3 separate regions of the Homo sapiens genome follow, and regions 2 and 3 are each linked to region 1. A link is a contact called in ENCODE Hi-C or POLR2A ChIA-PET data. All regions are on one chromosome and are shown on one strand. Each heading gives the region's core, a stretch centred on a gene start or an enhancer-like site at or near the end of the contact. The rest is flanking DNA. Distances are from core to core; before and after follow the strand shown. Region 1 holds the start of CDC42BPA (CDC42 binding protein kinase alpha). Region 2 overlaps LOC107985354 (a long non-coding RNA gene). Region 3 overlaps COQ8A (coenzyme Q8A).

The links. Hi-C counts contacts between places; a loop is a spot of excess contacts on that map. ChIA-PET counts read pairs that join two places held with the same protein, here RNA polymerase II (POLR2A). Pooled maps may share reads with other maps.
Region 2: a loop to region 1 is called in a map of gastrocnemius medialis, with 4 times the contacts of the local background. The contact joins the enhancer-like site here to the promoter of CDC42BPA in region 1. A Hi-C loop is called at or near these places in 7 of 168 maps with a recorded cell type or tissue (IMR-90, Right ventricle myocardium inferior, gastrocnemius medialis and 4 more), 15 of 37 single-sample maps with no recorded cell type and 12 of 50 pooled maps. POLR2A ChIA-PET finds 5 or more read pairs at or near these places in 2 of 52 experiments (HEK293T and WTC11).
Region 3: a loop to region 1 is called in a map of dorsolateral prefrontal cortex, with 2.8 times the contacts of the local background. The contact joins the enhancer-like site here to the promoter of CDC42BPA in region 1. A Hi-C loop is called at or near these places in 5 of 168 maps with a recorded cell type or tissue (dorsolateral prefrontal cortex, gastrocnemius medialis, posterior cingulate gyrus and 1 more) and 5 of 50 pooled maps. POLR2A ChIA-PET finds 5 or more read pairs at or near these places in 1 of 52 experiments (AG04450).

What each region holds. Positions count from the first base shown.
Region 1 is chr1:227,316,641-227,321,046 of GRCh38, reverse strand. CDC42BPA (CDC42 binding protein kinase alpha) reads left to right here and starts at 2,555. Exons shown (of 37, transcript NM_001394014.1): 1 at 2,555-4,042. The coding sequence starts at 3,865. LOC124904531 (a long non-coding RNA gene) reads right to left here and starts at 2,455. Exons shown (of 2, transcript XR_007066911.1): 1 at 2,049-2,455; 2 at 986-1,933.
Region 2 is chr1:226,918,847-226,923,252 of GRCh38, reverse strand. LOC107985354 (a long non-coding RNA gene) reads right to left here. Exons shown (of 3, transcript XR_001738506.2): 3 at 1,055-4,406. Among named protein-coding and RNA genes, the nearest start is that of COQ8A, 19 kb to the left of the region's middle. Within about 2 kb of position 2,517, at least 9 of the 41 ENCODE cell types and tissues checked have a DNase peak (open chromatin) inside an H3K27ac peak, as active enhancers do; they include gastrocnemius medialis, heart left ventricle and psoas muscle, where a contact is called at or near this core.
Region 3 is chr1:226,972,348-226,976,753 of GRCh38, reverse strand. All of the region lies in intron 4 of COQ8A (coenzyme Q8A), which reads right to left. Among named protein-coding and RNA genes, the nearest start is that of COQ8A, 34 kb to the right of the region's middle. RefSeq lists an enhancer at 2,313-2,926. Within about 2 kb of position 2,358, at least 22 of the 41 ENCODE cell types and tissues checked have a DNase peak (open chromatin) inside an H3K27ac peak, as active enhancers do; they include dorsolateral prefrontal cortex, gastrocnemius medialis and sigmoid colon, where a contact is called at or near this core.

The sequences.
Region 1 (4,406 bases), core at 1,306-3,805:
CTGCTTTTAGCCCTGAATTGGAGGATTAGTTGAAGAGAGCTTGTATTGGGGACTAGGCTTAATGATTTCTGTCCTGCCTTCTTCTTTCCACCTTCCTACCTTCTTGTCTTCTCCTGTCCTCTTTCTTTTCTGAATGGTCAGATTAATTCCCAGCATCTTCATAAAACATTCTCTGATTATTTCAAACAAATTGGGTGTTTGCAGTGGTATACATCTAATCTCCAGGCCCCCAAGCAGAATTTCACAAAGAAGACCTCCTCCAGACTATTTTTCCCCAAAGAATACCCTGCGAGGCAGCCTGTGGCACTCTTGTTTTGCAGGAACACTTCAAGCACTGTACAGCTGCTGGGCTGTGCCTTTCTTTGGCTTAAGACCGGTTTCATTAACAAGCATGTTCACACTTCAACCGGAACATTTAAAATAACACCCGCACAATGTGTTTAGTGTCTAGTTAATTATTAAGTCTCTGAGCTTGAATTATTCAAGCAAAATTGATTGGGTTCAAGCTCCTTCCTTCTCTTTGTGTGTGTGTTTTTTAAAATAAAAATAAATTCTGCTCTCTACTTTCTAAATAATGTGGAAAGGGTTATTTAGCAACCATCAATACCCTGGACTGTGGGTGGTACCCAAGCGCTAATAGAATAGGTAAAGAACTGACAGCTTGACTCTTTTGTTAAAAAAAAAAAAAGTATCTACATCTCATATACTTCCATTGTCAATTAGCATTTAGTGAGACCTAACATGTTTTAGGTTCTCCTTTAAACTTCTTTCTAGTTATTTGTAAGTTGGAAAAGCAGGTATCTTGGAGCCATTTCTTTAGTTAACCGTACTTGAAAAAGCAGAAGAAATTGCTTCCTTCTTTGCTACCGCATCTTATGGTCAAATGAAACTGTTAAAATTGGCTTCACCATTAAAATCCATGTTGTTGAAGAATGTTTGTTGAACTGAAAAAATGTCCATAATATATTGCTAATTGCAAGCAAGAGGCTATAAAACTCTTTTATTATGTATCATTTTTGTTAAAGTGCATAGGAAAAAGACTTGAATAATAAACACCAAAATATTGCTTATTATCTGTGTTAGGATTAAACTTTTCTACTACTTTTAGAATTAGACAACACACACCCATATAAAGATGTCATGGCTGGAAATGACTGACCTTTTGTTTGAATCTAAGTATCATTCATGTCAAGACCGCATTGAAAATAATGCTGTTCTTAAGCCAGGCAAGTGTAGACGTTGTAGATTTCATAAAAGATTCACACTATTTCATGAATCACAACTTGAATCGACTTCTGTTAGCCTTCATTTTACGTCTAGGCCCTCATTTCTAATTCTTCCTCAGCTTCCATATTATCAAGATGTAAGATGCAATTGTGGACATGAACATAGAAACACAACCGCCTCACAGGTGTGGGGAAGGAATATAAAATAATTGTATTTTAGAGAACGACCATAAAGGAGATGGCAATTTTGAGAGAAAGTAACAGAACTGCAATGACCTAGTTTTGTGGTGTTAATTTAAATGTGGCATCTTCCATGAGAATTTTATAAAGGGAGCTCTCCTAAAACCGAGATTCACAAAAACCTGGAAGGGCCCTACAGGGATCAGGTGCCCTAGCTATTCAGCGATTTGCCTTTGCTTCCCTAATTCCTGCATTGTGCCACTGGGTTACAAGTGTGTGTGCGCATGCACACAGGGGTGTAGGTTTGATGACAGTGGTGAACTGCCTTGACTGCCTTCACAGGCTGAATCCCCCGCAGGCAGTAACCATGGCTAGGGAAAAACAGGCAGCCGCGAGGACAGTTCCGGAGGAGACAACACCAGGCTCCCGTAGGGAAACTTTTGGGAATGGAGATGGGGGATTCCATCCTTTGCGTGCAGACCCAAGACTTCGATGGTAGCTCGGACAAGTCTGTCATTGTTTTTGTCCTGGGAAATGACACACGAAGTGCTGTAATTAGACACCTAAGAAACGATTACTCTGGAGTGTGCGCGAACCGAATCTGGGGGGCCGGTGGGGAGCAGGTAAGGGGCTGAAAGGCACCGTCTCCTCCAGCTCTGTCGGAAGCCTAAAGCCCTCTGCTTCTGGGCGCCCTTAACAAACGCGCCAGACAGGTGATGTCTCCGAGGACGAGCAGGAGCCCCCCTTCGCGATCTGCACCAGAAGCCTCGGGGAGCCGGGGCCACGGCGCGGCGGTGGCGCAGTTCCCAGCCTGCGCCCAGTCCCGCCGCAGCTCCCGGCGCGGCCCGGTCATCCCGCCTCCATATGCTCCGCCACCGCCGCCCGGGCCTCCCTCAGCCCTCCCGCAGCTCCGCATTCCACGCTGCGGCAGCCGCAGCCTCGCCGCCTAGGCAGTCCACACCCCTCCCCTCGGGCTGGCGCAGCCACTCGGGCCCCGAGCCCGCGCCCCCTTGGGGGCCTCCGCTGGGCGCGCCGGCCGGACCCCGCCCGGCTTGGCCGCCGGCTGGGGCTGAGGCTCGGGCAGGGCGGGGGCGGGGAGTGGAGGGCGTGTGCGCGCGCGTGTGCCGGGGCCGGGGGGCCAGGCCGCCATATTGGATCCAGACTCGTCCGCAAGCCTCCGCCTCTGTGCGGCGGGACTGGAGGAGCCTCGCTGAGCCCAGGGCGCGAGCGCGAGAGGAGAGGGAAGGCGGGGGAGGGCTGGAAGGGAGAGGAAGGGAGTGGTTGGGAGCCGGGCTGCCGCAGCCTCTAGTCTCCTCAGCCGCGGAAGCGACCCCTCCTCCTGCGCCGGGCCGCCTCCCTCCTCGCTGTGGAAAGATGCCCTTAGCCCAGGGGTGTGAAGAAGGGGGAGAAGTAGCTGCCAGAGCCGCCCGCGCCGCCGCCGCAGCTGCTGCTGCTTGTGTCCTTTGAATTCAGAGAAGCACCCCCCCGCCTGGGGCGTCGGGAGCCTCCGGCGCGGCGGCCCGGTGCGGGTGTCGGGGAGACCGGGCTCTCTGCCCGGCGCGGCGCGGCGCGGCTCGGCCCACGAGCGACCACCGACATGGAGTGGGCTCGGGCGGCCAAGTAGCCGCTTCTCCGGAGCCCGGTGCCAGTGCCGCCCGCAGCCCGCCTTCCACCCCCGGCCGCGCCGCCGGTCAGGCCCTAGGGTGAAGCCGGGAGGAAAATGAAGAGTTTTCACCGGAATCCGTTGAAAATAGGACTGACTGCAAAGCCTTAAAGAAAGAAGGACCTCGGGAGGAGAAACGAAAAGCCGCCTCCGGGCAAGACTTGGCGTGCTCCGAGCCGAGGGGCTGCTTCAGGGACCTCGCCCCCTCCCTTTCCCGCTGGAGAAATTGCCGCTGATGCATTATCCAAGTGGTGGTTGGGAGGATTTGCAGCAACATTTTTGGTTTTCCCTCCCCCTTCTATGCATTCTGTTTTTTTCCTCCCTTTTCTGTTTTTCTTCTTCCCGGGAAGTGAATTGCTGATGCAAATCGGACTTTATTCATTAATGATGCAACCGGATTCGTTTCAGGATTACGTTGCACGAGTTGAATTTTGAATGAAGGAGAAGAGTTTTTTTTTTTTTTTTTAAAGAAGTGTTGACTCTCTAGTTCGTTGTACTTTTAATTATTATTTTATTTAAATATACGACTTAATTGTATTCTTTTAAAAATGCATTAAGTATATATTTTATGGTAATTTACCCTCAAAATATATGTATATGGGTGAAATTGAAGACGCTTCAGTTAAGTGAGGTTACTGGTGTGTTGGATGTTTAATTCAGCACCAGCATTGCATGACAGTTGTTTGAATAACAAGTGGTTTATTTTTAAAACCATACCTTTTAAAATTTAGGTTCAGATAATAGTAAAAGTCATCATAATAATTTAAAGGAAAACCAGCAGAAATCGAAGCAAACATGTCTGGAGAAGTGCGTTTGAGGCAGTTGGAGCAGTTTATTTTGGACGGGCCCGCTCAGACCAATGGGCAGTGCTTCAGTGTGGAGACATTACTGGATATACTCATCTGCCTTTATGATGAATGCAATAATTCTCCATTGAGAAGAGAGAAGAACATTCTCGAATACCTAGAATGGGGTAAGTTTGTAATTTTTAAAGAAACTGTTAATCTTTAGCTGGTCATTATGATTTAATTGGTATAGAGAGTTATGAGTAAACTCTACTCCGTTCAAAGAAAAAATACAATAAAAAAACAGACACTAGTTATTCAAGATTTTCCGCTAGTTTTTGGTAAATATTTTCCCAGGAGTAGAATTGTGCTGCTCAATTGTTGCCTTGATTTAAGGCCTAGCTAATGTGGAACTTGGCTATGAAGAACTTATGTTTTTAGGTCAACAGTAAGAGATTTTAAATCAATTCTGTGATGGGCAAAAGTGGATTATTGGTTACAGTTGCCTAATACATGGCACTATAATAGTCCTTCATTTGAAAGGTATTTATT
Region 2 (4,406 bases), core at 1,268-3,767, 400 kb after region 1:
ATTGTCAACTGTGTATCTTTATATCTCTTACAGTACCTTAAACCTAGACAGTACGCTTTAAATAAAAAAAAAGTTTAAATGGCTACCAAGGTGTGGTAGACATTGGGAATGTTTATCACCCATTCTCCTCCCCATTGTGTAGTCACCATCAATTTGAGTGGCATTGGTCTCACCCAGCTCTAGGGGTGGTGCCCTCTATTAGTTTGTTCTCACGCTGCTAACCGAGACTGGGTAATTTATAAAGGAAAGAGTTTTAATGCACTCACAGTTCCACATGGCTGCAAAGGCCTCACAATTATGGTGGAAGGCCAATGAGAAGCAGTCATGTCTTACATGAGGGCAGGCAAAAGAGCTTGTGCAGAACTCCCCTTTATAAAACTATCAGATCTCAAGAGGTGAACAGTACGGGAAAGACCCGCCCCCATGATTCAGTTACCTCCCACCAGGTTCCTCCCATGACATGTGAGAATTATGGGAGCTACAATTCAAGAAGAGATTTGGGTGGGGTCTTAGTGATTAACATTGGGCTCCTTGTTACTTGTGCAAATTTCTGCAGCTGGCTTGAATTTCTCCCCAGAAAATGGGTTTTTCTTTTCTATGGAATCACCAGGCTGCAAATTTTCCGAACTTTTATGCTCTGCTTCCTCTCGATCACTTTGCCACTTAGAAATTTTTTCTGCCAGATATACCCCAGATCATTTCTCTCAAGTTCAAAGTTCCACATATCTCTATGGCAGGGACAAAATGCCACCAGCCACTTTGCATAGCAACAGTGACCTTTACTCCAGTTCCCAACACGTTCCTCATTTCCATCTGAGACCACCTCAGCCTAGATGTTACTTGTCCATATCACTATCAGCATTTTGGTCAAAGCTATTCAACAAGTCTCTAGGAAGTTCCAAGCCCTCCAAACTGTTCCAACCTCTGCCTGTTACTCAGTTCCAAAGTCGCTTCCACATTTTTGGGTATCTTTACAGCAGCACCCCACTACTGGTACCAATTTACCATATTAGTCTGTTCTCATGCTGCTACTAAAGACATACCCGAGACTGGGTAATTTATAAAGGAAAGAGGTTTAATTGATTCACAGCTCCACACGGCGTGGGAGGCCTCACAATCATGGCAGAAGGAGAATGAGGAGCAAAGTCATGTCTTACACAGTGGCAGGCAAGAGAGTTTGTGCAGAGGAACTCCCGTTTATAAAACCATCAGCTCTCATGAGACTTATTCACTGTCACAAGAACAGCATGGAAAAGACCCTCTCCATGATTCAATTACCTCCCACCAGTTCCCTCCCATGACACGTGGGATGGGAGCTACAACTCAAGATGAGATTTGGGTGGGGACACAACCAAACCATATCATGCCCCCGATATAAGTCAATCCCAATCCACTTGACAAGATGATAGGTTTTTGAATCTCAGCCAGTCAGCACATGGCACGCCCTCAATGACTGGTCCTGGGGTGGTCCAATCAGAAGGAAGCTCAGGACTTCTATGCAACGGCTGTAGGAAACAATAGCTCCTCTCTCCTTAGACGAGTTGTTGTTGGCTGAGTTGCTGTTCACAGACATCTTGCAACTGTGAATAAGCCAGCCCGAAAAGGAATCTGGCCACAACAGGGCAAGGCAGACAGAATTAGAAATGGAACTGGAGCCCTGATTAAAGCTTATTAGAAGGCTGCCCTAACACTTAACTTTTCAGCCATGTGAACTAATATGTCCTCTTCATGGCTTCTTTAAATACAAGCAAAGGCATCCTAACCAGTGCATTGGGAGTCCAGCATTATGGTCAGCATTGTGGGTTCATACATTGCACATGCACACGTGTGAACACACTTGTACACACACACACACACGACCTGAATCTTACTAGAGAGGGGAAAAACACAGACCTCCAATTCCTGGGATAGTTGCAACATTGACTTTACAAAATTGCACACTGTAAGGCTTTTGGTAACGATTACCAATGCATGAAACTAATGTCTTTGGATCATTTTTCATTGATTTCTGTATTAAAAATGATTTTGTAAGTTTAACCTGAATTCTTAAGAAAATCTCAAACTCTGGCAAGTGGCAATTAATTATAAAAAGTTTTTTCTTTAAAAAACTAATATATTGTCACCTCTTTATTAGTATTTAAAGTAATAAAACCCATTTTTATCTTAATGTGAAGTTTGTATTTTCAACATTGTCCTTAGAAGGTGAAATGAGGTTCTAATAACTGGAATACGATATTGACTTTTCTTGACTGGTTCCATGCCTTGACCTTATTTACAACTTTGTTTCAAAATTTTCCAACCTGTTTGTTTACTTGCTGCTTTGGCAAGCCTGAGTTTTTTCTCTAGAGGCCTAGCTCCTTATAAGCTTGGACTAAGTCTTGTGCCTCTTTCATAACCCATGTCCTCCCCATGCCATGCTGAGTGCAAGAGCTTACCAAGAGCTGGTGTACAGCCCATGGAAATTTCCATAGCAGCTGCTCAGCCCCAGTACCCCCTCCCCATCTGGGACCTGGCCTGCAAGTCCTACCAGCCCAAGGACACTGGGCCTGGCTCTGGGTCAGGCTCTAGGTCTATTTATGCCTTTTTATCTCAGGCTTTGTGCTTTGGCACTCTGCACTCAGGAAACCTCCTCCTGTCCTCACCAGTCAACACACAAACACACGTCCTTATCTGGACAAGAGGAGAACAGTGGGTCAGATCCACAAACTCTTTCTCCATGGCTGCCCAGATGTCCCCAGTGTCTCACCACCTTTCGTTTATTCTTCTGGTTAGAGGAGTAAGTCTTTTATGGGAACAAAGATTCAGGCCTTCTGCCATCAGACAAAATATCTTTATGACCACTGACGAACTTACTAATGAACATATTTCTCAAATGCTTCCCCTTGTTTGGAAAAAGCTATCTCCAAGGTGGTAGGAACCTCACTCCCCCAAAATGTTCCCCTGAGCTCAGCTCTTTGACAGAACCAGTCTCTGATAAACCCAACAGCCCCTGCAGGAGCTGCGGAGGGAAGAGCTGAGCCCTTGAGGGCCCAGGAGCACCTGGTACCTGAGGAGAGGGGGTGAGGAGCTACCCTGCTCACTGCACTCTCTTCCCAGGCAAGGACTGAGGACACAAGGAATAGGAGCCAGATAACCTGAGAACAGAGCAAAACATCCCTGAGGCACACTGTGTAATCTCTCTGGCCTCAGTGTTTTAAGGGGCCAAATTCCTGACCTATCTACTTAATTCCTTATTTTATTTTATGATAGTAGTAGCAGTAGTATTTTACTGGCCGTGTTTATTATGTAATTTGGATGTCAGCGGGAGCTTCCCTAGATAAGACTGGATGAAACTTCTATTCTCCACCCTTTGGAAGTCTAAATTCCTCCTCAAAAGTCTGGCCAGTTCTCAGGAGGGAGGCCAGGGCAGAAGGCGGGCAGAGACTCACATTTACAGTCATCGCTGGTTCTCAGCCTCTGCAAGTGGAGAATTCAGCTTGTGGGCTGTCTCACCATCTGTGTGCTGTCCCTGTCCAGCCTGGCACCAACCCCTCAGGGGAGTGGAGGAGATCTACTCAACAACTTCAAATGAAATATTGGACACCAGTGTTCTCAAAAGCTCTTGAGCCATCCGGTCCCATTAGGATTTTAGGCTAGCTCCCCTTACAGAGTGATCCAGCTGGCTCCTCATCTTCCCATCTCTCCTCTTTACCCCTTCCCTTTTATATTGCTTCCAGAACTCCAAATCCTTCCCCATTTATTCTGTAGAGTCATCTATTTCTCTACCATTCCTTCTGCCAAACTCAGCCATTCAAACCCACCAAGTTGCAGAGAAGGATGTTCCATTCGGCAAGATCTACCTTCATTACGTACCAGACAACTGTGGTTATGAATGGTTTTTTCTCAATTGTATTAAAATCTGAAATACAATTTCTGCCAAATTCTTGCCAAAATGACAATTCCATTTCTCAGAAAGCAGAGAAAATGATAAAGAGAAGCACCATTTTGGATCTAATTATGTACCGCTAGGGGAACCTGTTGGTCAGATGAGAGTGAGAGAAAGCTCCCTGTCATCCAGGAGCCTGGGACAGCTGGACTCTGTACCAAGAGTTAGGAAGAAGAATCCCAAGGTATTTGGAGAAAAATTACGCATGCTTGATCCCATGATCCAAGACAAAGGAAAGATAGCTCAAGCAGAAGCAACGAGGTTATAATTGCAAATGAGCCCAGAGTGGGCAAAGAGAAAACAGGTCCACAATCCAACACAACTGTCGGGGAGTGAGTGGTTCAGCAGGTGCTCCTCCTCCGCACTACTGCTCCACAAAAGCTCTGGTCTCTTCATCATGCCACTTCCAAGGTCGCCCTGGGTGTCGTCTCCACTCCATGCGGGGGTCTTAATGGCCAGGCCGGCAGAGGCACACATCACT
Region 3 (4,406 bases), core at 1,109-3,608, 340 kb after region 1:
AAGGTCCACTAACACCTCATTTATCCAAAAATCAGTCAATGAATGATCCCAGCTGCTCAAGAAAGCCACTCCCCACCCCTGCCCAGGAGCCCAGAAGGTGCCACTAATGCCACACCTCACCCAGGGCCAGTATTCTCTTCCTTTATACCCAGCTGTAGCTGGCTTTCCGGGTAGGCATGGGTGAGCAGAAAGAGGGTGAAGAGCACCTGGCTGGGCACGGTGACCATGGCCGGCAGGGCTGAGACCAGAGCGGCCGCACGATGAGCCGGCCTCGGAGAGCCCCGCACCCCGCACCCGGGCAACATCGCAGCCCCGCAGCCCCGCAGCCCCGAAGCCAGGCAACATCGCAGTCCCACAGCCCCGCAGTCCCACAGCCCCGCAGCCAGGCAACATCGCAGTCCCACAGCCCCGCAGTCCCGCAGCCCCGCAGCCCGGCAACATCGCAGTCCCACAGCCCCGCAGTCCCGCAGCCCTGCAGCCCCGCAGCCAGGCAACATCGCAGTCCCACAGCCCCGCAGTCCCACAGCCCCGCAGCCAGGCAACATCGCAGTCCCACAGCCCCGCAGTCCCGCAGCCCCGCAGCCAGGCAACATCGCAGTCCCACAGCCCCGCAGTCCCGCAGCCCCACAGCCAGGCAACATCGCAGTCCCACAGCCCCGCAGTCAGACAACATCGCAGCGCCACAGCCCCACTGCCCGGCAGCCAGGCAACATCGCAGCAGGGGGCTGTTGGGGGAGAGGGCTCACACCAGGACGCTCTGTTTAAGGCGCAAGGAAACTGGCATCTGCTTGCATGTTTCCAAATTCTCTACAGTGATTATGCATGACTTTTATGAAAAATACAGAACTTGTTGAAAATTTAATGAAAAGTACATTTTAAAACTAAAAAGAAGACAACTCAATTTTTAAAAAAATGTTTTTGCGATACATTTTTACCCACACCTGGGCAACAGTGCACCCTCCACGTCCCCAGCAGTCTGGGCAGCCCCTGCCTCACAGGCTGTCGTGCGGGCGTGAGTAGAGCACTCGCCGGGCCAGGAACACACAAAGGCCACACAAGCAGCTGCTGTTGTTCTCGTGACTCTATTCAAAAAGGCTGGGCCGGCGCAGAACAAAAGAAATAGAAGGCAAGCCACACATATAATTGTTACTTTTCTAGCAGCCACACTGAAAAAGGCAAGAAGAAACATGCAAAATGAATTCTAATAGTATAATTTACTTAATATACCCAAAATGTTATCATTTCAACAAGTAATCAAAATAAATATTATTAGAGATATTTTGCACTTGTGTGTGTGCACAAAGTCTCCAAACACCATGTGTGTTTTATACTCAGCACATCCCACTGTGGACCAGCCGCATTTCCAAGGCCCCGTGCGGCTGGCGGCTCCGTACTGGGCAGCATGGGGCAGGATAAGCTGAGCCTCCTGGCCCTCAGGAGTGACAACACACATGGTACAGATGTCTGCTGTGTTGGGATGGGGGTGCCTGGCAGGTACATCAGCTCTTTCTCTCGCTGTAGAAAGCCCTGGGCTCAGAGCTGGGAGACACAGTCCCCGTTTAAACATTAACTCCCTGATGCCTGCCCACCTCTGCCCTGCCAGCACTCGAGCACACGATCTGACTTAGCGAAATAAACGGAGACAGGCAACATTAGCCTGTGCACTGCAGTGACCTTCACCAATGTCTCTCTGTGTCTGGATTCTTCTCTGCCTGAAGCAAGTCCAGAGACAAGCCCACGAGAGGGGCAGGTGGATCCACAGGTTACCGGAGATGCCACAGCTGTAGGGTGGGCCACATTGAGCTCCTCCTTCTGCAGGCAGAGGTGTGTCCCCCTCATCACCCTCCATCAGGACCCCCCTCAAACTGTTCTCTGGCCACTTTCAGGCACACAGCTCTCCACTGGCAAGGACCTGTTATTAAACAAATGACCAAAAGAACATTCCACAGAGGAGGCCTCAGGCCCCACACGTCCCTCAGGACCGACCAGCCCAGTGCCAGGCCAAGGCGCTGCCCACTGACAGACAGGCAGGCTCCCCAGGGGACAGAAACCAGCCCAGCTGGCCAGCAACCCTGACCTTGGCCTCACGAGCTCCTGCACCAGTGAACCCAGAATAAACTGAGGCCCTCCCGCCCCAGACTCAGCGCATTGCTCAGGAACCCAGGCCAGCCTCTGCCCTCCATTAGAACCAGCCAGCACTGGAGGCAACTCCAGAAGATGAGCACCTCAGCCGGCACTCCCCGGGTCCTCGTGGGACCCCACTCGGCACCCCCACAGCCCTCAGGACACCTCACACCTCTCCCTGCTCAGATCCACATTCTAAGAGCGCCCCCGGCTTGGCCCACGTGGCCAGCAAGGTCGTCCTGGAGGAAAACCAGCCCCAGCACAAGCTCCAGGCTCTAAAGCCACTGTGAGCAGCCTTGCTTCCCTCCTGGCCTGTTCCAGGAAAGCTTCTGACATGTTTCTCCGAGAGAAGTTATGCAATGAAGGAATGACAGGGGAGGGAGGGGCAGGCTCTCCCCCAGGCAGGAACACAGGCTGCAGGCCAACCTCCTATGACTTCTGGAGCCCAGTCCCCCACAAGGCCCCATCCTCCCAAAAGTCCCTCTAGGAGGTCATCAGAGCCAAACAGGGCCCTCCTGTGGGCAGTCACTCGGCTTCTGCCCAGATGGACACCAGGAGGTTAAAAAAAGCAAAACATCAAACAACTTCCAACAAACAGGGCCCTTCCTAGCAGGCTGGGTGAAAAGTGCTTAAGGGCAGGGGTGAGTAAGTAAAGTTCCTTGGGGCTTTGGCTTTACCTGCCAGAAACTAGGCCTGTTTACAGAGAAGGGCTCGGGGGAGTTTCTCTACCAGCAAGGGGTAAAGATACAGCTAAACAGCAGCAAACTATAAACCAGGCGCTGCGCTAAGCCCAGCTTTTACTGAGGCATCCAACAATCCTCATCTAATAGACAAGAAATCCCCACAGAAAATGCAGCAGCCCAGGAGGCTTCCCTTTGCTTCAAGGTGTTCCTGAATCCCCAGTGTTCAGTCTTTCTCTATCACCACCTGGCATCCTCCAGCTGCCCCCAGCCTCAGGGGAGGACAGGGGGCCTGGGGAGGGGGCTGCAGCCCCCAGCATGGCAGGAAGGGGCACGGGAAGGCGAGAGGAGTTCCTAGCGGCTGCTCTCACAGGTTCTCAGGATCTGTCCCTCTGTTCCCAGAACTGGACTGGTGGGGGAAGGGAAGCCCTATAGCCCCTCTGGGGCCTAATTACAGAGCCTGGCCAGGCTCAGACTTCCACACACACCACAGAGGCCTGGGCTCTAGTCCCAGGGATGTCACAAATAACCATATGGCCCTGGGCCATATGCTTCTTCTTGGCTCAGCTTCCTCATCTGTAACAGGAGAGAATAAGAACCTCTCTCATCTCCAACACAGAGCTCCTGAAATACACAGAAAAGCCCCTTTCCAAGGAGGCTCCTGAGAAGGCAAAAAACTACACTCCCGCACCCCTGCTGAGGGTGCAGAACTCTTGGATCTAGAACACATCTATCCTGCTGCAAAGTGGACCCAGAAGAGCACTGGCACTGCAGGAAGCATGGCGTGTGCCCTCAGCAAATCAGGCTGGCGTCACTGCCTGCCACTTGTCGCTGGCCTTGTATGCAGCCCTGTCAACAAAGGGGCATCATGCCAGCAGGTTAGGGCACACAGTGCTGTTGCAGGGGGTCCTGAAGGTCCCAGCCAAAGGGTCCAACAGCATTGCTGCTGTGGGATGGCTCTCAAGGCCACAGCAAGCCACAGCCAGGTCTCGAACCGTGTCCAGAAACCAAGTGATACTGTGAGTCTTTCACAAAACTAAGTTATTCCATTTATTCTCCTCTGTCTTAAAGCACGTACTTTATACTTTTGCACTGTTAAAATGTCCTTTTGAAAAGATAAATAAAGTGATGGTATAAAGTGGTGCTTTGTTTTAAATGTCCTTACATGCAAAATTTTAAAAATAACCACCCCAAGCCCATTCACCCAATGTTTGTTTTAAATTTTACCACTGAGATGAGGGACACAAAAGTTTGGGGGGATGGGGCACAATGGTCCCAGAGAGAGCTTTGCTGCTGGTGTATTAACAGTATCCGAAGTGTACTGGCATCTTTGGGAAATTAAGCAACAAGAGCCAACAGCCTAAGCAATGCCTGTTTTCTAACATAAGAGAGTTACCTTACCTCTTAGGAAACCCAATAGAGTCTCATAAGCTATATTTAAAAGCAAAGTATTTTTCTGGGAGTAAGGGACCCCCAACCTTTTACCTTTTAAAAATAATAGGATACCCAAAGGTCCATTCCCTCTACTCTTCATTCCTGGCCCACTGACCTGCTTTTTCTCATATGAGCATCTCCTTGTTTTCACAGGTCAAATTTCAAAAT